Linked DNA regions of Homo sapiens: region 1 is linked to region 2. Evidence: read pairs that join two places in POLR2A ChIA-PET (ENCODE). Cell type or tissue: MCF 10A. All regions are shown on one strand. Links, peaks and the distances in the headings refer to the core of each region. The heading gives the core; the rest is flanking DNA.

The links. ChIA-PET counts read pairs that join two places held together with the same protein. Peaks named below come from ENCODE experiments on the same cell type or tissue, not always from the same donor. Only the 100,000 strongest peaks of a DNase experiment are listed, where the experiment ranks them.
Region 1: POLR2A ChIA-PET joins it to region 2 with 6 read pairs; 2 of 35 experiments call an interaction of 5 or more read pairs at or near these places.

Annotation. Positions count from the first base shown.
Region 1 is chr13:85,658,952-85,666,887 of GRCh38, forward strand. No RefSeq gene overlaps it. Among named protein-coding and RNA genes, the nearest start is that of SLITRK6, 140 kb to the right of the region's middle. RefSeq lists an enhancer at 5,839-7,038. In MCF 10A, for the core only: no CTCF peak of the experiment used is centred there; no DNase peak of the experiment used is centred there.
Region 2 is chr13:85,505,884-85,513,819 of GRCh38, forward strand. All of the region lies in intron 1 of LINC00351 (long intergenic non-protein coding RNA 351), which reads left to right. Among named protein-coding and RNA genes, the nearest start is that of LINC00351, 150 kb to the left of the region's middle. In MCF 10A, for the core only: no CTCF peak of the experiment used is centred there; DNase peaks (open chromatin) are centred at 3,348 and 3,848.

The DNA of each region.
Region 1 (7,936 bases), core at 1,548-6,547, 150 kb after region 2:
ATGACAGTTGCAAAAAGATGCAATGGCCAAGAAGGTGAAACACAAATTAGCAACAGATTAAGGTACTTCACCCACTGGGCTCAAGGTTCAAAAAGAGGAGTGGATGTTACCAGAACTCAGCAACTTGAACTGCCTGGTGGATTCTAAAGCTAGCAGTTGCTTCTCAGAGAGGGCATGTAGTCACTGCCAGAGGTGTCACCTGAAGTGAAGAGGGAGATAGTGCCTTGGCTTCCTTCACCTTTTGTCCTCCAGTCTCCTTCCAGAGCATCCCAGTGATGAAATTTAACTGAAAGATAGTTCCCAGTGGAACCAGGAAATACAGTTTACAAGGGTCATCCCTTGAAACTCAGAGCAGAGTTGGGGGAAAGTGAGGTTTCCAAGCAAACAAGCAGTGACTAGCAAAACACCATTTTGAAATGGTTACTCTTTTTTTCCTCATTTCCTAAAATTGTTATGAACATTAACTTACATCTTTGTTAATACTATTATAAATGAGTTAAGACATGCTCTGAAATGAATTGTGTATTTTTTAATAAAAAATCAATTTCTCAGCTTGATGAATCTATTTGTACATGGTGTCCACATATTCCAATGATTATAAATAGAAGTCCGTGTTGTTTACCTGGTTAAAACTCAAAAAGGCTTCCCAATGAACTTAGAATGAAGTAGACAGTTGGCACTCTTTTCTTCTGGGCCCTCTGAGGCTCTTGCCAACTCTTACGAAACCATGTCTCATTACTTTCCCCTCAAGCTACTGAATTCCTCTTGCTCTGGCTGTCTTCCTCTTTCTAAAACAAATAAAACTTTTCCTTCATCATAATATATTTAAATTTGCTGACTGTTTTGCCTGCTATACTTTCTTCGTATATGTTTTAGCTGGCTTAGCATTGAGGAATCAGCTAAACTTCCACACCCTCGGAGTAGGCTATGTGTCTGTTCTACCTAAGGAAGTCTTCTTATCACTCTTCCATGAAAGTCAGTCACTTTCTACATAGCATATTCCAATATCTGATATTTTCTTTTTTTGCTTGTTGGTTTCCACTAGAGTTGAAAACTCTCCCTATATAGAGACTTGTCTTGGCTTCTAATGAATCTGGTCCCCAGCAACTAAAAGAAAATGTTTGGCACATATGGACACTTCATAAATATTTATTAAATGCATAAATACATACATGAATGAATATTGTATTGCTGGACTTTAAGCTCCTATTTTGTTTCCTTCATCTGGCCCTGCTTTGCTTGCTGCCTTAAGAGGCTTGCCACCTCCCCTAAGAAAAGATACATTTAAAATTGATTGTTTAAGTACCAAGTCACTATCTAAACAGATAAAATTGGTTCACATGGTTATTCTTTTTAAAAATCAGCTACCTAGATCTCTCTCTCTCTTCCTTTGCTTCAGGAATGGATGTGGTCAACAGATTCTCCAAATCTCACTCCGGATTTCCAGAAACGTTTTATGGATTTTTTTCATAAAATTCGAAACTTAGATTCAGAAAAAGAAAAACTCATGCAAGTGTCTTCAACTCAGCTAGCTTTTCAAACTGAATTTTCTCCAAAACAGGGAGTATTGAGTGCTTGCTCAGCTATATTTAAATTGGTACTTGGTCTCCCCTTTGTACTTTCATCTAGGTGTGTCTAACTTCCTTGGCAAGGAATTCCAATGTGAGAAATGTTAAAAGATAAATTTTAGACAAATTACATTTAACAGATTTTATTTGAGCGTTGAACAATTCATGAATCAGACAACAGCCAGAACCAGAAGAGGTTCAGAGAACACTGCCCAGCAGCATGAGCAGCAAGCTTTTATAGGGTGAGCATGGAAGCAAAGTACAGAAACCACCTGACTGGCTACATCTATACATCTCCCTTACTTGGGCATGGTGTGATGAGGCATTTGTCTTATTTGGTCATGGTCTGATCAACTGACTGCCTGTGATTGGCTAAAATTCAGCAGTTTATTACAAAATATACTCTTAAATTAGGGTTTAGTTTGTTTACACACTAAAATAGTTTTCAGTTTGTTATTTAGTAATTCAAAGTACAGAGACAGCTTTAGGCTGGCAGCCTCCTTTTAATTAATTTAACAGGAAAAATGGATGGTAGCATAAAAAACTTGCTCTCTTTTCCCTAACACTGATTTTCCACTACATTCTTATCTAGTGCATTTTTTAATTTCTTCTTTTTTATGCAAATGCAATAGTATAAAAATTGAACATGTGATAGAAGTTGTTAAAAATGTTTACTATTTGGCCGGGCATGGTGGCTCACGTCTGTAATCCCAGCACTTTGGGAGGCTGAGGCAGGTGGATCATGAGGTCAGGAGATCGAGACCATCCTGGCTAACATGGTGAAACCCTGTCTCTACTAAAAATACAAACAATTAGCCAGGCATTGTGGCGGGCACCTGTAGTCACAGCTACTCAGGAGGCTGAGGCAGGAGAATGGTGTGAACCCAGGAGGTGGAGCTTGCAGTGAGTGGATATTGCACCACTGCATTCCAGCCTGGGCAACAGAGCGAGACTCCATCTCAAATAAAAAAAAGTGTTTATTATCCAAAAAAGATAAAACAATGAAAAAACAGACATGAAATCATGGCAAACAAAGCTATGATAGATGAATGAACTGTATGCCTTTCCTCTACAGTTGGCCATTGAATGCTCAGTTTATATGCTGAAGGAAAGTCTGTCCTAGGCCTTTTTGTTTTAATTTTTGTTACATGTATCTTTAAGTCTACTTATTAGAAAAATGAACCTCATATGGTTTGTATAACTGTGGCTTGTTTTCCCACCCCTTTCCATGGTGTAGTCCCTAATGCTGTATTTGAGTCTCATCTCTCTTTCCTTCCCATCTCTCTGAAACTTCCATTCTACTGTCTTAATAATAGCCTTGGCTCCATTCCCACTCTTCTTTCAGCTCTGGCTTGTGTCTTGCTTTCCCCCTGGCTCCAAGCCCTGTTCCCACCATCTTAGCCCTTCCAACTTCAGCTCCTTCAGTAATTTTCACTGCACCCCACCTCTAGCTACAAATTTACATTCTGTTTTGGCAAACATCCACACTTTCCTGCCCAATCCCAACTGCCTAATATACAGTGCCATTAAAATCTCAGAAATTAATCTTGAATTCTTTCAACTCTTCATAGATTTAATTTTTCCAAGTTATGTGTATTACTGGAACTATTCTTAATATCACTTTGACTTCCAAACATGTAGTTCTTTGGGCCACATGACCCATAACCTCAAAAACTAAATTCTGTATTTTCTGCCTTCTCTCTTATATTATTATTATTTTTCCTTAAAAAAAGCTCCATTTCTTTTGGCCTGGAGATGTTAAATTAATTCCAACATGATACTTTAAAACCTCTCAGCTGTAATGCCTTACCACAATCACAGACAAACCTGAAATCTTCCCAACACATATCTTGTCCAAATAGTAGCTTGTTCCTTTTTATTTTCAAGTTTCCAAGTCCAGTAACATATTTCTCTTTCCTACAAATTCCATTCCTCTTCTCATAGGCATTGTCTGGAACTGGGTAACATCTTTCCTGTTATTCCCATGAATTATTTTTATTTGCACTGTTCAGCAAAAGAAGCCACACATATTCATCCTCTGGCTTCACAGAGTGGCTGTGATTTTTTTTCCTGCTCATTCACTTCTGTGCTGTCAATCTCACATCCCTGACAGGGAGGGCTCAGTTCCACTCACACAGAATTCCATACCAAACCTCTCATGCTTAAAGGTTACCAAAGTTCAAAAAATTTTTCATATGAGCCCCCAAAGGAAAAATTAATTCTTTGTGTTAAGGAGTTTGTGATATGCACTGCTGTCCAAAGTATGAGGCCAATTCAGGCATCCATCTTGCCTGAACCCAAGGATCTTGCCTGGAGTAGAAGCTCTTTCTTACAAAACAAGTGGCAGATTCTGCTGAGTACAGCCTCTGGCTGCAGGGGCAGGTCTGGTCAAACACAGGACAAGCCGCAGGAGCTAGAAAATTACCATGTGGGGAGAGTGATGGGGTGGACTTGGTAGACAGATACCTCAGATCTTTCAACTCTTAGGTGGACAAGCACTAAGTTGGCTTCTAAATACATTTCTAAAGGTCCCCAGTGGGACTGGGCCCAGGTTTACCACAGCAGTAAATTTCTCATGGAGGCACACTGTATTGATTATCTCCCCTTATCTCTCTCATTTCTCCTTTTCTTCATGATTACCACATAAACCATCTGCACTCACATTCATGTCTCAAAGTGTGTTTCTGAACTCTAAGAGTAAGACTGCCATTTAATTTCCATCCTCTCCATTATTCTGTAGCATACTTTTACATGCTCATTCAAGTTACCATCGAAAAGTTGATAAAAAGTCTGAAAAAATCCGGTGAGGTTAGAAACTCATAATTGTACTAGTTACTAAGTAAAGACTACTGTTTTTTTCCTCAGTGTGATGACATTACATTTATTATCTTCATCATTATAAATTGTTTACTCATTGATAATTAACTTTATGACCACATTTCTACTCAGCAGTCTTTTTTGTAGGCATTTAGTTAGCCCATATTTCAATGAGGATTTAGTGCAGATATGAATGTTGTTAATATTGGTTTTCCCAATAAATAGGAGCTTTCAGCGCCTAATATTCCCCAGTCATCATCGTGAGGGCTTTATGAATATTTACACATTTCATCTTTAAAACAATCCTACGAGACAGGTAGTATCATTATCCTGGTTTTTCAGAAGAGTTCTGAGGCAAAGATAATAAGTAGCACGGCCAAGGGATGACAGTTAATGAGTGGCAGAGCCAGGAATAGACTCTCCCTTCCCCCGTCACTGCAATCTCTCTTTAGTACCCATGTACTTAACCATTATGCTGTATCAGTTATACATTTTCCAATAAAATAAAACTTAAGTTATCCAGAATAAAAAGTCATCCAATTAAAGAGATTTATTTTAGCATAATGAGCTACTAACGACAACAAAAAATTCTTAGCTGTCAGATTTTCCTCACCAGTATTGTTTACACTGAAATGCCTGCTATTTAGTCTTTAATTGGTATACATAAGCAATCCCATTTCTGTATGCATTTACTAATTTCTTTCTTATCACTAATGTTTTATGAGGTTACAAGGAAATATCATATTACACAATACCCAGCATTTATGTTGAAAAAATATTCCATATTGAACAACTTTGCAACCTCCTTCCTTTAGACATCTGTGACATTGATCTCATTCATTTCAACCCATTCTCCCTGTAGTACCTGCCCCCAGTGAGTCTCCTTGTCAAAATACCCCTGTGGACTCCTGTTTCTTTCTTGGAACTTATGGAAAAATAATATTACAAAAATGAATTATTACTTCAAAGAGGTTGATTAAATAATAAAAATGAACACAAAAAGCACAAGAGTAACAATAACAAAACTCTTTAATATTCTACAATTATAATGAGAAAGTTAATATGTGTATATTCTACCATGTGCCACACAGTATGCTATGCATTTTATAGATGATATCTTACCCCGCTCTAACAGAATTCCTTTGAATTTGTCAGCATTGATTCCATCTGACAGAAAATAAAATTTAAATATCTGAGAACTCTGCCAGAGTATCTACCTCTTTCCATTTAACTACATTGGAACAATCTAACTCATGGATAACCCATATGTAATGTGAATATAATTCTCAATTTACCAGCTAAATCTACTCAGTCACTTATGGTCAAGCAGTTTTATAAAAGCAAGTAGTTTAACCAGTTATTTTCACATTTATTCTAGCTCTTTCCCAACACAATATCTTATCTCTGTTATTTACAAACAGAAAAGGAAAGTCTAATACGTATTATTCAACTATATGATTATTTGTAAATTCATTCTGATAATAGTTAATAGTTCAAGGAAATGATGCAGCGAGTGGTCAACCAATGAATATCAGCTATAGGAAATGATCATCTAAGCTTGAAATAGCAAGTGATCAACTGATGTATATTAGCTATAGGAAATGAATTTTGCTTAGCTAATAAGAGAGTATAATCTTATTAAGAATGAATAAGAGGAGTGGATAATGTTCATAGTCTTGGAAAATTCATCCATGGCAATATGAAATATTTCTAAAAGGTAGTCATCATTTTACTCTTTTTGTATAATAAGTTTACAGGGTGAGCAGACTTGAAAAATAATATATCATGCCATGCATAGTTACTCCTGAATAGAATTAGAATTCAACATATCTGTAAATTAGTCAGGAAGAAACATAATTATATGCAAAGTGAGGAAAGATGCAGGATAGGGTGGAGAGTTATGTTGGAAGAAAAAAATTAAGCATCACAATTGTGTGATGATTATATGCAGATTGGTACTAAAACCAAAACTGTGAAAATAAAATAGAAAAGTAGTATGAGCAGGCAGTCTAATGTGGTTCCTTGCAAAAAGAAAAGCGTATGTCACAGTCAACTCAATTATTTTTTGTGGCCTATATTACATTTTGTGCTGAGTCATGTTCCACTGGGGTTTGAAGTCGAATGGCCTTTCACTCTCAAGTTCTCCACTGCATGGCTGCTTAGATGTAGACGTGACTGTAGGCAGACAGATGAGTTACAAAGTTAAAGCGTGTTTATACACAAAGAATGTTGGCAGGTGGCTTTTTATTCTACTTAGATGACTCAAGAACTGTTGTGGATGTGTAAAAAAAAGTAAAGGTTTTACTCTGTGCTATAGAATGCTTCTGTATGTATCAAAGTGTAAAGTATGTATCACATTAAACTATATGCTAACATACACTGAAAATATTAAAACACAGTTACAATGTTAGAATATTTTAATTATTTTTATAACTATATCTTTATAGTAGTAATGCTAATAATGTTATCGAACTTTTATTATATTTGTTTTGTTAAAATACTACGTATGGTTATAAAAACATAGTAAGTATAAATATATGTATATTTCTCAGAAATCCTTTAAAAAACAGGTAACTTTTCATGCATTATTATTTTTAAACATTTTAATTATATGCCAAATAAATACATTTTTAACCAACCTTAGCTTCAATAACATATACACTAAAAAATTTGTATATAAAACATTTTGCCATCTGACTTCAAATTAGCAGGTCTGAACTGAGGATAATATTAAAATTGACATTCCAGTTAATCCAGGAAACAGAGGAGGCCTTAGGTATTGCATCAGGAGTTAGGAGAGTCAGAGTTATAACAAAGAAGATCGTGTGGCTCCTTTGAAGAAAAAGTGAGAATAAGCAGCAAGATTAAAGCCATAAAAAACTAGAATAATGATTGACTCAATTTTGATGAACTGAAAAGGCTATGGATAACAAGAGTTCCAGAACTTCCTTTTCTATGAAGTCCTGTGCCTGCTCATTGAAAAACAATGAATCAGTCTAGACTTGCAAGACGAAATAATTCCCTCAAAGCTGGACATTTATATATTATTTATGTAGCATATTTCAATATTGATGGTATAGCCTCATATACAGTTGATTGTAAAACCATTCTTTCTGTTAGAGTAGGTAGGCAGACATGAGCAGGGCAGGAGAAGCCCACCCACACATACCAGGAATGTCAAGAGAGCATCAGGTGATGGTCAGGCAGCTGTTAAACTGCCTCTCTAACATAATAATTGATTCCAGCTGGTACCGGTGAAAGGCAGTCTCCCAACAGATAGAAAACACCTGAAGCTGGTGATCAGCAGCTTTAGAAAACACGGGAAGCTGGTGATCAGCAGCTTCCAGATAAGATCTCAGCACTCTAAGAGACAAGATGGTGGAATTTAACTAGTATATGACCTTTCTTTAGGAACGCTCAACTGGTAAGATTTTACTTACATTTCCAGATACAATTCATTGTTTTCTCCACTGCGTTCAGTAGAATTTATTAATTATTATCTTAGAAGTATTTTGATTTTGAGTTTCAGCAAATTTATTCATTTGAGGGTT
Region 2 (7,936 bases), core at 1,540-6,539:
TAAGACTGGAACAATAAAATACATGGAAAAATCATGGAGGTTCAGATAATTCAGTAAAAAGATTGATGTCATAGCATGTAGAAGAATCTTGTCCAGAGGAGATGCTATCTCTAAGCAAAGGAAATGAAATGGACAGTGAGAGCAGAAGATGCAACTTTTCTAAATCATTATACACATAACAAGATGGCTCCAGGATGTCCATATCAATAATCAACAGAACTAACAGGATGAATAAGCAAATTAAGTATCAACTATATGACTTTTAACACACTTCTCTGTCAGTAGCCAAAAAATACAAAAAATCAGTGAATCTATAGTTAATATGTGTAACATAATTAACAAATTTGACTTAATTGACAAATATGAACCACCATATTAAACAACTACAGAATGTATGTTCTTTTCAAGAACATATGCAAATTTATAAAATTTCAAATCCTATATCAAGTCCTAAACAATTAAATCATTAAGTGTATATTTCCAATCGCAGTAGTATTAAAATGAAAATAAATTACATAAATAAAACCAGAAAAGGCCAACAATGTGGAAATTAAGTAATAGACTACTAAACAACCCAAGGGCCAAAGATGTAATCACACTGGAAATAGGAAAGTACTTTAAAAGATGAGGAAAATATGCTATATTAAGACTTGTAAGATGTAGCTAAAGCAGTATTTAGTAAAAAAAGTATTGCCTTAAATTAACATATAAAAAGACTGTCTAACATGAAACAATTTAAGCTTGCATAATTAGAGGCAAGAAAATGAAAAGCTTGTATAAAGCCTAAGGATATTAAAAGGAAATATAGTAAAGATAACAGCAGAAACCAGTGATATGAAGAACAAATGTGTAATAGTAAAAAACTAAAATTTAAATGTTACTGCCTTGGAAATATCAATAAAATTGATAAGCCATTAGACTGTTCATAAGAACAAAGGAGAGAAAACACAAATTACTAATATTAGAAATAAAAAAGTATGTATCAATATAGACTTAAGAGGCCTCAAAAATTTTAATGAAGAATACTGAGAAATTTTTAACAAATACATTTGCTATGTTGAGTGAAATAAATTTATATTCCAAAGAATACAACTTACAACTAAACAACAAAAATAAAACAAAAAAAGAAGGAAAAGATATTCAGTCATACTCTTAGGTGACAGAATACTAGTTACACTTGCAGAGGATGGAATTCTGGAGGGTACTTCTTGAATGTTGTGTCCTATTTCTTGGTAGGAGTATTCCATATTTTATGTCATCTTTGTAAAAATTTACAATTGCATAGACTATAATATGCCAGGGTCATTTATTTTATTGTTCAAAACATCTATATTTAAGTTTTGAAAATAAAATAAATGACAGTACTATTGGGTTATAATCCACAGAATAAAATAAGTATCCGTGAGTTTATGCTGATATAAAAGTTATTTATTTAGAAAATTCAGGCGGGGCACGGTGGCTCACACCTGTAATCCCAGCACTTTGGGAGGCCAAGGCAGGTGGATCAAGAGGTCAGGAGTTCAAGACCAGCCTGGCCAACATGGTGAATCCCCCATCTCTACTAAAAACACAAATATTAGCTGGGCATGGTGGTGTGCACCTGTAATCCCAGCTACTTGGGAGGCTGAGGCAAGAGAATTGTTTGAACCCGGGAGGCGGAGGTTGCAGTGAGCCAAGATTGTGCCACTGCACTCCAGTCTGGGCAACAGAGCAAGACTCTGTCTCGGAAATAAATAAATAAATAAATATTTAATAAAAACATATAGAAATAGTGAGGAAAATGGAAATCTGTCTTTAAATTTCATAACATTGATGGCAGTGGCTGTACATATGAAGCAGCCACTGAGGGGATGCCAGCTACAATGGGGGAGGCGTGGATGGGGCTGTGTTCCCCTTGCAGCCAGTGGGAACCAGAAATGGGGGGAGCTTTGTGCCTGACCAGGTTGGCAGGGATAGAGCCCTGTGCTTCTAGGCATAGATGCAGCTACCCAACCATGGCTCCAGACCCGGGTATCACTGAGCTCTCAGGAGCCCGGAAAGCCCCTCTGCCCCTGCAGGCCCAGAAGCACCTGCTCCCATTCTTCTCCACTCCTGACGGCCACTCTGATTTTGGAGCAAAGTTGAAGCTGAGCCCAGGCACTGTCACGACTCGGCCAGGTGTGTGCACACTCAAGGTGGCACTCACATGCCAGCCTCTTGCCACCTTGGCCCCCTCTGGACTTTGGGTACCAATAAGTGCAGGAGGGAGGCTGGGGGAGCTGAAGGCAGCTCAGCGCAGGCCTGCAGGCATCCCTCAGCATGAACAGCCTGGGTGCTGTGGACAGCATGTTGATGGCAGAGGCAGAGATTCCTGGGCAGAAAGGGGTGGATCCCTGGTGAAATCCCACCTTCTGGCCAGGGACGGCCTGAATCTTGGGCTGCCAGTTGCAGATGGAGTGTGGGCCTGGAGTGAGAACCTACGGTGCTTTTTCTGGGCCCATCCATGGCCACCCATGGACCAATCATCACATACTTACTCCCTTCTGAGCCCATAAAAACCTCTGGACTCAGCCAGACTCACACAGATGTCAGGACTACCAGCGGTGGGAAGGAGCTACCCACTTCAGTTCTCCTCGACTTGTTGGGAAAACCTAACTGTGATAAAGAGCTATGCACTGCAGGCTTCCTATTTGCTGAGAGCTGGACACTTGTTGGGACAACCTGCCTGCATAAAGGAACTACCCACTTCAGGTCTCCTGAGAGCTGTTCTGTTACTCAGTGAAGCTCCTCTCTGCCTTGCTCACCCTCCAGTTATCCACATACCCCATTCTTCCTGGATTCAGGCCAAGAACTTGAGACCCACTGAGTGGCAGGACTGAAAGAGGTGTAACACAAATAGGGCTGAAACACATCCCCTGCTTGCCAGGTTGTGAGCCTCTAGAAGGAGGGAAGAGCTGTGGTCCTTTGCGGAGCCCAGACCTAGGGACTCCCTGAGTCAGGGCTGTGACACTCACTTTGGGCTCTGCGGTTTCTGGCATCTCTAGGCTTCCTGGCACCACCTTGCTCCCCTCTTCCAGATATGGGTGTCTGCAGCAGAAGCTGCATGCAGTACATCTGGTCCAGCTGTAGCCTCATATGGAGCTGGCACCTGTGCCAGTGCCTGCAGCTGCCTGCCCCGCTGCAGCAGCCAAATGTGCCTGGCAGTGTGCAGTGGTTGGACCCTGCGCTGGCTCGACCATACACCCCTCGCTGCTGTAGGCCTGGCTTGCCCTTGGCAGTTGTGGGATCTGGGCTGATAGTGTAAGCGGAGCGCAGCCTACTGGGCTGAGTGGGCGGAATGAGCCCAGCAGGCACAAGCAATACTCAAGCAGAAGGCACCGCTGGCCACAGAAGTTTCTGGCCGGTGAAGCAACACCCCAAAGATCCTGCGACAGCATCTGCTTGGAAGTTTCTCTAGAACTATTTTCATAATCACTGTTTTTATTCTTGGCTGGATCTAATCTACTGAAAAGCCTATCAAACACATTGTTTATTTCTGTTACTTTGTTTTTGTTTTTAAAAATTTCTGGTAATTCTTTCTTATGCTTTCTTACATTTCCCATCTTTTCTTCTTACATTACCCACCTGTTTTGGTATATCCTTTATATTAGAAGGCATACAAAATTTTCCATATAGTAGATTTTCCAGCTACTTTTTCCTTTAGAGCCTGAAACATATTAATCATAGTTCTGATGAAATCTTGGTCATTTAGTGGGCCTGTGTCTCCGGGCTGTGGCATTCACAAATATTTATTCAGTGATATAGCTGTTTTTTCTTTTTAACCTCCTGCTCTTTTCTCTATTCAGTGACAACAGCAACCTGATCTACTTTCTTCAAGCCCTGACTCGCACTAATTTTGCTCCCCGCTACGCAATAGCAGACAGTGGAAGGCTGGAGGGAGCTGATGTGGAAGCAATGCCCTAAGCTGGTCTAAAGTTCTGGAAAAGTCTTTCTCTGTAAAGGTTTTTGTTCTTGTTGTTGTTTTAATGGTCTTTGGGTGTATTTCACAGTGATTACTATATCCCCTCTCAGACAGAGCCATGAGGGGTTGTCTTCTCCGTGGAAATCTGATCATGTTCCTGGAGAGAAAGCCTGTGAAAGCTTGAGGGATCCCACTAAGACTGTGGCCCACACAGAGTTTCTGACTCTCATGCTAGTTCTTACTTGTCCTCTAGTAATTTATCAAAATTTACCATGTAAGAGTTCATACTAGCTTTTGGCTCCAGATATGCAGATCTTGACTGTGTCTCTCTTGATGTGGCTGCCTTTCCAGATTTGAGGATGGTGGTTTGCCTCACAACATCAGTTCTCCATGTGGTCTAAGAAAACCCATCGATTTTCAGTTTATCCAGCTTTCTCTTTTTATAAGGATTTGAGTGTAGACAGTAAGGTCTTTATATAATAGAAGTTGTCCTGCCAATAGTTTTTGGATCCATCTACATTCGGATTCTTTCTGTTGTTTAATCTGGTTATTCTTCTTTCTACTACATGTTTTTGCACTTGCTTTACTCTGTCTCAAATGCTCTCCATTCCAGTCTTCAACTAGATAGCACTTCCTTCCAAACTGAAATAATGTTTACCAGGAGAGTTCTTCACTATAACTCTAACGTTGCTACCACCACACTGTACCTAGACATATACAACTGATGCTGTTATTTCTATTCACATATCTTACTATTTCTTGTTTACTTGTATTTGCAATTTTAACTGAAACTATGTAGTTCAATTAATATATGTTATTGCAAAGAGTCTCTTAGCTCCAGTAAAGGAAAATAAATATCTGTTCTTGTTCATTGGTGTATATATAACTGTTTTTTCGAAAGATAGCCATTATTTCCATTTAAGGATTAAAAAAATGGATACAGAGAGAATGAGATAAAATAAATGTATGTCTTTATTATTGACATTTCTATTATTATAATATCTCGTTAAAATAAGTAAAATTAGCAACAATTGCCTGCTAAGAGCAGTAGCTTCTTTTGGAAAGTGGTAATACTGGCCTAATGTTTATTTTAGGGAAGATGAAAATAGAAAATATTCTAAAGCTCCATTTCCCACAATTCTGAATATGTCGTAACTTCCATTTGAGTTTTGTATTACAGTGATACTGATAAGATATTTTAAGTGATAAATTATGGGTCCAAATTTAGCTTACACTGAAAATATCAGTATCACTATCATTTATATTACATTTAAAATGTCTTATTAGTATCACTATCACTATAAGTGTTCAGTGTATCACTTAAATGAAAGTTACTACATATTTGGAATTTTGGGGAAATGGAGCAACAGAACAGAACATTCAATATCTTATTTAATTTTAAAATACATAAAGTGCGTCTGTGTGTATCTGTATATGTATATATGTATGAACTTGTGAAAGTGCAGTCAATCCTCAGTGTCACACACCTGCACGCCACATACACACACCCATGCAGTGTCACAAAAACAGTGACTGCACCCTCACATGTTCTCACAGCATGATGGCATGAGGTTATGTTCCTATTTATCCAAACAGTCCCTGCTTATACGTGCATTTGTCACCACATAGTTGTTATTAAAATATCGATACTATCAAGTCATTTAGTTGGAAAGATTATCATGTGGAAGGCAAAATCCATTTGTATTATGCTTTTATGTACCCTTCCTATGAAGGTATTTACTCCCTGTATTATCTATTTAAATGAACAAATATTATAAACTAACAAATATAAATAAAAAATGCAGAGGAAAAAGCTTGCATATTTCAATATGCCTTGAAATCTTACCTTCCATCTAAACATGCTAAAATGTTAGACAAGATCCAGGGGTGAGGAAAAGCAAGGTTTTTCCTGCTGAAGTGTGCACTAGCAATGGTAAAAGAGTTTGAGAGGAGAGGCCGGGTGCGGTGGCTCTCACCAGTAACACCAGCACTTTGGGAGGCCAAGGCAGGCAGATCACCTGAGGTTGGGAGTTCGAGACCAGCCTGTCCAACATGGAGAAGCCCCGTCTCTACTAAAGACACAAAATTAGCTGAGTGTGGCAGCGCATGCCTGTAATCCTAGCTACTTGGGAGGCTGAGGCAGGAGAATCGCTTGAACCTAGGAGGTGGAGGTTGCAGTGAGACAAGATCATGCCTGGCATTCCAGGCTGGCAATAAGAGCACAACTCCATCTCAAAAAAAAAAAGAAGACTTTGAGAAGAAGCTAAAGAAGACCAAATATGAAGAGGGGAGTCCTGTTATACTCATTGCTTTCAATATAAAAAGCAGTCTTTAATGGTACAGATAAATATGTAGAATTGCTTGTTAGCTAAAACTGTCTTGAGTTGTTTATTTCTCTGATAATCTATTTTAATAACTGGCAATTTTTATAACTGTTAATATATTACTATAAATCAACCACAGTATTATTACTATATTTCTACTTGAAAAATAATACTTGAACGTTAACCATTAAAATAGGACAGTTTGTAAATCTCACGTTTTTCTGGCCTTGGACAAACACTACTGAATTATTGAGAATGAATTGCCCACTGCAGCTTGGAATAATCAGGGAAGACTTCTCACCGATAAAGGATCTGAAGTATGAACAGAAACAATACAAGCAGAGAGGAGTGCATTCTCCGGTGTCTGGAAAGGTAATATATAAGGCATGTCGGTTGATCTGCATCTGGGAGAGTTCACGGGGAGTATGCAGGACTTCCATTGGGAAAAATGTGAATACTCATAAAAATATGACGTTAAGCCTGTTTGCGGGAGTTGAAAGACACATTAGAGGAACATTTATCTTACAGGAAGTACTAAACCTTTGGAGGTATTTGAGCAAGTGGGTGCCAACATGTACAGCAAACAAAAAACATGTTTGCCCTGGAAGATAACTTTCTTTGATATTTAGAGGAAAGAATACTGGCCCCAAGAATATCTCAATCCGTAATACTATGATAATTGATCTGAAAAACTGAACACATGAAATCTTCCTTGCAAACTGTTTGACTGCTGTTTCTCACACAAGCCTGTTCTCCCTCTCCATATGTATTATGTTTTAATTATTTGGTTAATTACATGTATTTGGTTATACATGTTCAGCTGTTCTTAATTTTCTTTCACAAATCTCTATTTGGATATGTCAAATACCTACTAGATCCAGCGAGGACTCTGGATTTTATTAATGTTACTGCCTTTATCATTCTGACCCTTTAACACTTTCACACTCACACATAAGAACTGTCATGGTTTTATTCCTCCCCCTTTGTATTTCTTATTCTCCAAAATGAATTCCCATTTCCTTCTCTCTACTTTCATTAGCAACTAATGTACCAAATCTTTTCTGTAATCACAAGTCAGCATGGTGAATGTTTATTTTCAGAACCCATAACTACACCACATTGCTTTTTTTAGCTTTCCAGAATTGCACTGTGACTATGATACCTTTACAATAGCAATTTCACAGCTTTTACGATAAACATTATTATATTTCTCACTTTGACCATTTAAAACAAGGTTGTTTGGTGAAAAATACACTCAGCTGAAGGTTTTCAATCTGAACAGTGTATGACTTTGAATTGCAAAAATGCATTATGTAAATTATCTATTATTTTTATGCCATCACCAGCCCAAGAGCATGTAATAGAGTAAAAAAGTCTTTGGTGTATACTGTTTATAACTTTTCTTACTTTTGGCTACTAAGAGATTGGGAGAAAAACTTTCTATTTGTGAAGATTTATAAGCATCTTAAAATTGGTATTTAAATAGATGAATTATTTACTGAAATAGTAGGTTTTAATTAAAGCTGCATAATGAGTAATGTTACAGCACAGTACAAAAATTTGTCTTACAAGATTAAATTATTGTTTTATAAACCTTACATGATTTATGCAATGCTAATTAAAGTGTAATGAAGTAATGTCATCAACACATGACTAACGCTTCTCATTTCAA